Linked DNA regions of Homo sapiens: region 2 is linked to region 1. A link is an interaction called in ENCODE POLR2A ChIA-PET data of the cell type or tissue named here. Cell type or tissue: PC-9. All regions are shown on one strand. Links, peaks and the distances in the headings refer to the core of each region. The heading gives the core; the rest is flanking DNA.

What was found. ChIA-PET counts read pairs that join two places held together with the same protein. Peaks named below come from ENCODE experiments on the same cell type or tissue, not always from the same donor. Only the 100,000 strongest peaks of a DNase experiment are listed, where the experiment ranks them.
Region 2: POLR2A ChIA-PET joins it to region 1 with 11 read pairs; 26 of 35 experiments call an interaction of 5 or more read pairs at or near these places.

Annotation. Positions count from the first base shown.
Region 1 is chr6:31,713,286-31,716,190 of GRCh38, forward strand. It overlaps LY6G6F-LY6G6D (LY6G6F-LY6G6D readthrough), which reads left to right. Exons shown (of 6, transcript NM_001353334.2): 5 at 2,217-2,339. It overlaps LY6G6D (lymphocyte antigen 6 family member G6D), which reads left to right and starts at 2,063. Exons shown (of 3, transcript NM_021246.4): 1 at 2,063-2,125; 2 at 2,217-2,339. The coding sequence starts at 2,071. It also overlaps the pseudogene LY6G6E. RefSeq lists an enhancer at 13-796. In PC-9, for the core only: no CTCF peak of the experiment used is centred there; no DNase peak of the experiment used is centred there.
Region 2 is chr6:31,841,586-31,844,490 of GRCh38, forward strand. No RefSeq gene overlaps it. Among named protein-coding and RNA genes, the nearest start is that of SNORD52, 6.0 kb to the left of the region's middle. In PC-9, for the core only: no CTCF peak of the experiment used is centred there; no DNase peak of the experiment used is centred there.

The DNA of each region.
Region 1 (2,905 bases), core at 286-2,785:
GTACAGGGATTGAGAGATGCGCAGACATGAACAGAAGCCACAAGAATCAGAGACCAACATAAAAAGAGTGAGACAAAAAGCCAGACCCAGCAGCAGGGAAGTTGAGGGGGTCAGTGAAAAAGTTAAGTAAATGGCACCAGAGACAGATAGGAAAATAGAAATTGACATTGACCAAAGGGCCCAGCACAGAAGCAACACGTGAAATAAGGGATAGGGGAGACAGGGGCGGATCAAAGATGCAGCAAGGGGGAGACAGTTATTCTCAAATGCCTTGAAAGGAAACTCTTCCTTTCCCACCTCATCAGGCTGGCCTTCCCAGTGGCTGGTCTCCCTGAAGTCCCCCACTCCCCCAGCTCTCTTCTTGGCCTCTTCCAGCACCCACACCCCTCTCCTCCCCAGCCCTCAGGTTCCTCCACATGCCCTTGTCCCCACCCCCAGCCCCCTGACCACTGAAGGTTCCCCAGCCCACCCTTACCCAGTGCCCCACAGAGGAACAGCACGCAGAGGAAGATGCTGGAGGTGCCCATGGCCAGACACAGGCTCAGGAATCTGGGAGAGGTGATCTGCACCCCGAGATCCCGGGATTTGTAGAGTTGGAGCATTTGAGCAAGACAGTGAGGAACCAGTAAACAAACACACCTAGGGAGTGAATCTGGGGGGCGGAACCATGACCAGATTCACCAGCCTGACCCAGCAGGCAGCGGGGGCCCCCAGCCTGCCCCTGCAAGGAGTCTGCCCTTGCCTGGAGGGTCTCCTCTGCTCTCTCAGCATGTTGTCTCTGTAACTTAGCTTCCTCTCCTGCTCCTGAGTTGTGTCTGTCGCCTTCCCTCCTACTCCTCCCCCTCCCTCCCCATGTCTCAAGCTGCTCCCTGGCTCTCTCAGCTTCTCTCTGTCTTTGTTTTCTCTGTCTTTCCCCCTCAGTGCTTTCATGTCTCTCAAAGTCACCCTCCTAAACAGCCCCGGCGTGGATCTGTTTGAGTGTAGAATCAACAATACCCCCACCCACACACCCACATGCACACACAAAGCCCAGCTGTGTAAGGGCGGACCCCACCCAGCTTCAGATCCCTTTGATCCCCCCAAGCTTCAACATTCCTACCCTGTAATTATCCCTGCCAGCTTTACTACCTTGGAGGAAAGAAATAACCACGGGTGGGGCTGGAGGGCCTGCTGATGTGCTTGCACTGGGGAGAAATCACTAGAAAGGAAGGCATGGATGGGATTTGGGGTAGGGGGGTGGTGATACAGCCTGGAAGGCTGGGGTTGAAGAGACTGGGAAGGAGGAAGGCCCATCTGGGGAATCAGAGCCAGCATGTACCAGGAGGAGTAAGACTAGGAACAGGGAGTGAAGATAGGGGAGACACAGGTGCCCAGGAGAGCAGCTCTTTTCAAAAATATTGATCTCAGGACCTCTTTACACTTTTCAAAGTTACTTAAGACTCTGAAGAGCTTTTCTTTATGAGGTTATATCAATATTTACTACATTAAAAATTAAAACAGAAAATTTAAAGTAGGTATTTATTGATTTATTTAAACAATAAAAATAATAAAGTATTACATGCTAACAAAATACAGTTTTGTGAAAAATAACTATTATTTCTCCACAGCACAGTGAGAAGCTGAGCATTGCTTTACATTTTTGTGAATCTAGTGTCAGGCTTCGTGGGAGATGCCTGGGTTTTCCTATCTGCTTCTGCATTCAGTCTGTTGGGATATGTTGTTTTCGTTGAAGTCCAGTATATGAAGAAAATCTGACCTTACACAGATAGTTGCAAAAGGAGGACCCTCAAGGACCCTGTGAAAGGGTATCAGGGATCCTCAGGGGTTCTTGTTGGTCCACAGACTGCTGCTGAGGATAAAGGAGTTTGAGGACTCCAGAGGATGCTGAGAGCATGCTGTGGGGCCCCTCCCTGTCCCCACTGGGGCCCTTGGTGCCTGCTGGGGGAGACTCTTTCTTCCTTTTTTATAGCCCTATAAAGCTCAAGGCACGGGGGATATAAGGCAGGCAGAGCCGGGCTGGGGAGGGGGGTGGGCAGGAGGTAGAGGCGGTCCTGACACGGGCAGACTGCGATGAAACCCCAGTTTGTTGGGATCTTGCTCAGCTCCCTGCTAGGGGCTGCCTTGGGTAAGGAGGCGGCCAGCTAGCTTCTCACACAGGCCTTCTGCCAGCCGGCTCCACCGAGGGCCCAGGTCCAGCGCCTCTTTTCTCCTGCCAGGAAACCGAATGCGGTGCTACAACTGTGGTGGAAGCCCCAGCAGTTCTTGCAAAGAGGCCGTGACCACCTGTGGCGAGGGCAGACCCCAGCCAGGCCTGGAACAGATCAAGCTACCTGGAAACCGTGAGTCCTCAGTTTCTCCCTCTTCCAGCAGCCTTTCCCTGCCTCCAGCCCCATGTCAATCCTTCTGGCTTCCAGAACCCTCCAGGCTCAGTCTGGCTCTGGGCAGATGGTGCAGCTGTTAGAGGAGAGCAGTCTGTACCCCTTCTGGCTCCTGGCACGGAGCCCCTGAGAGGCCCACAGTCCTTGTGCCCCCACTTCCCCACCTCCTTATTCTCCTAAAAGAATCTCATAGGCCCATTAGCTCACAAATGAAGAGCTCTGGCCCTGAAAGGCCAAAGTTAAAACCAAACTTCAAATTTTCGGCATTAGTTAAGGACCAGGGAGGGGTGTGTGTGTGTGTGTGTGTGTGTGTGTGTGTGTGTGTGTACATGTTTTTAATATTTTATTTTAACATAATTTTGGATTGACAGAAAAGTTGCAGAAATACTCAACTTCTCCTAATGCTAACATCTTACATAACCATAGCACAATTATCAAAATCACAAAATAACTGATACAATACTACTAACTAATCTACAGACTTTATTTGATTTAGCAAGATCCTACATTGCATTTAGCTCTCATGT
Region 2 (2,905 bases), core at 295-2,794, 130 kb after region 1:
ACATTGGCCAGGGTGGTCTCCAACTCCTAGCCTCACCGTCCGCCCGCCTCGGCCTCCTGAAATGCTGGGATTACAGGCGTGAGCCACCACGCCTGACATTTACTTATTTCATTTATCTTTGAGATGGAGTCTCGCTCTGTCGCCCAGGCAGCATGTAGTGGCGCGATCTCGGCTCACTGCAAGCTCTGCCTCCCAGGTTCAAGCCATTCTCCTGCCTCAGCCTCCGGAGTAGCTGGGACTACAGGTGCCCGGCTAATTTTTTTGTATTTTTAGTAGAGACGGGTTTCATTGTGTTAGCCAGGATGGTCTTGGATCTCCTGACCTCGTGATCCGCCCGCCTTGGCCTCCCAAAGTGCAGGGATTACAGGCGTGAGCCATCGCGCCCAGCCTTTTTTGTTTTTTGAGACATAGTTTTGCTCTTGTTCCCCAGGCTGGAGTGCAGTGGCACTATCTTGGCTCACCACAACCTCTGCCTCCTGGGTTCAAGCGATTCTCCTGCCTTATCCTGCCAAGTAGCTGGGATTATATGCCACCACGCCCGGCTAATTTTGTATTTTTATTAGAGATGGGGTTTCTCCATGTTGGTCGGGCTGGTCTCCCGAACTTAGGTGATCCGCCAGCCTCAGCCTCTGAAAGTGAAAGTGCTGTGATTCTAGGCCAGAGCCACCACACCTGGCCTGCAACTTTTGTTGTTGTTCATGTATTTTCCTGTAGTTCATTTGGAGTCCACCCTTCCATACACATTTGTGGACATAAAAAACTTCAGGGCCTGGCATGGTGGCTCATGCCCGTAATCGCAGCTGAGGCGGACAGATCACCTGAGGTCAGGGGTTAGGGACCAGCCTGGCCAACATGGTGAAACCCCATCTCTACTAAAAAAAATATAAAAAAGGGCCAGGCTCACGCCTGTAATCCCAGCACTTTAGGAGGCCGAGGCGGGCAGATCACGAGGTCAGGAGATCAAGACCATCCTGTCTAACACGGTGAAACCCCGTCTCTACTAAAAATACAAAAATCAGCCGGGCGTGGTGGCGGGCGCCTGTAGTCCCAGCTCCTCGGGAGGCTGAGGCAGGAGAATGGCGTGAACCCGGGAGGTGGAGCTTGCAGTGAGTCAAGATCCCGCCACTGCACTCCAGCCTGCGCGACAGAGTGAGACTCCATCTCAATTAGGGCCAGGCATGGTGGCTCACGCCTGTAATCCCAGCACTTTGGGAGGCCGAGGCAGGTGGATCACCTAAGGTCAGGAGTTCGAGACCAGCCTGGCCAACATGGCAAAACCCTGTCTCTACTAAAAATACAAAAATAAATTAGCCAGGTGTGGTGGCACACGCCTGTAATCCCAGCGACTCGGGAGGCTGACGCAGGAGAATCACTTGAACCTGGCAGGCGGAGGTTGCAGTGAGCTGAGATCATGCCATTATGCTCTAGCCTGGGCAACAAGAATGAAACTACATCTCAAAATACATACATACATACATACAGTTAACCGAGCATGGTGGCATGCGCCTGTAAGCCCAGCTACTTGGGAGGCTGAGGCATGAGAATCGCTTGAACCTGAGAGGTGGAGGTTGCAGTGAACCAAGATGGCACCACTGCACTCCAGCCTGGGTGACAGAGTGAGACTGTTTCAAAAAGATTCAGGAGCCAGACTGAACACTTACTGCTAGGTTAACTTTGGCTAAGTTCCTCAGTGATTCCCATAACAATTTCCTTGTTTGTAAATAGATAACAGAGTTCCTACCCACCCTCTTTTTTTTTTTTTTCTTCAGTAGTAGAGATAGGGTTTCACCATGTTGGCCAGGCTGGTCTCAAACTCCTGACTCCAGGTGATTCACCCACCTCCCAAAGTGTTGGGATTACAGGTGTGAGCCACTGCACCGGGCCTACCCTCTCTTTTTTTTGAGACAGGGTGTCACTGTTGCCCAGGCTCGAGTACAGTGGCAAGATTACAGCTCACTACAGCCTTGACCTCCTGGGCTCAAGTGATCCTCCCACCTCAGCCTCTGAAGTAGCTGGAACTACAGGTGCTCCATCATGCCCAGCTAATTTTTTTTTCTTTTTGAAAGAGAATCTTGCTTTGTCGCCCAAGTTGGAGTGCAGTGGTGCAATCTCGGCTCACTGCAAGCTCCACCTCCTGGGTTCACACCATTCTCCTGCCTCAGCCTCCCGACTAGCTGGGACTACAGGCACCCACCACCACGGCCAGCTAATTTTTTGTATTTTTAGTAAAGATGGGGTTTCACCGTGTTAGCCAGGATGGTTTCGATCTCCTGACCTCGTGATCCACCTGCCTTGGCCTCCCAAAGTGCTGGGATTACAGGCGTGAGCTACCGTACCTGACCTTTTTTTTTTTTTTTTGAGACGGAGTCTTGCTCTGTCACCCAGGCTGGAGTGCAGTGGCGCGATCTTGGCTCACTGCAAGCTCTGCCTCTCAGGTTCACGCCATTCTCCTGCCTCAGCCTCCCGAGTAGCAGGAACTACAGGTGCTAGCCACCACGCCTGGCTAATTTTTTTGTATTTTAGGTAGAGACGAGGTTTCACCGTGTTAGCCAGGATGGTCTCGATCTCCTGACCTCATGATCTACCTGCCTCGGCCTCCCAAAGTGCTGGGATTACAGGTGAGCCACCGCGCCCAGCCATGCCCAGCTAATTTTTAAATTTTTTATACAGTGAAGTTTTCACTATATTGCCTGACTGGTGTCTAACTCCTGAAATCAAATGATCTACCTGCTTTGGCCTCCCCAAATGCTGAGATTACAAGCTTGAGCCACCAAGCCCGGCCTATCCCGTCTCTAACAAAAAAGAAGCATAGTGCGGTGGCTCACACCTGCAACCCCAGCACTGTGGGAGGCCATGGTGGGCAGATCTCTTGAACCCAGGAGTTTGAGACCAGTCTGCCTGGGCA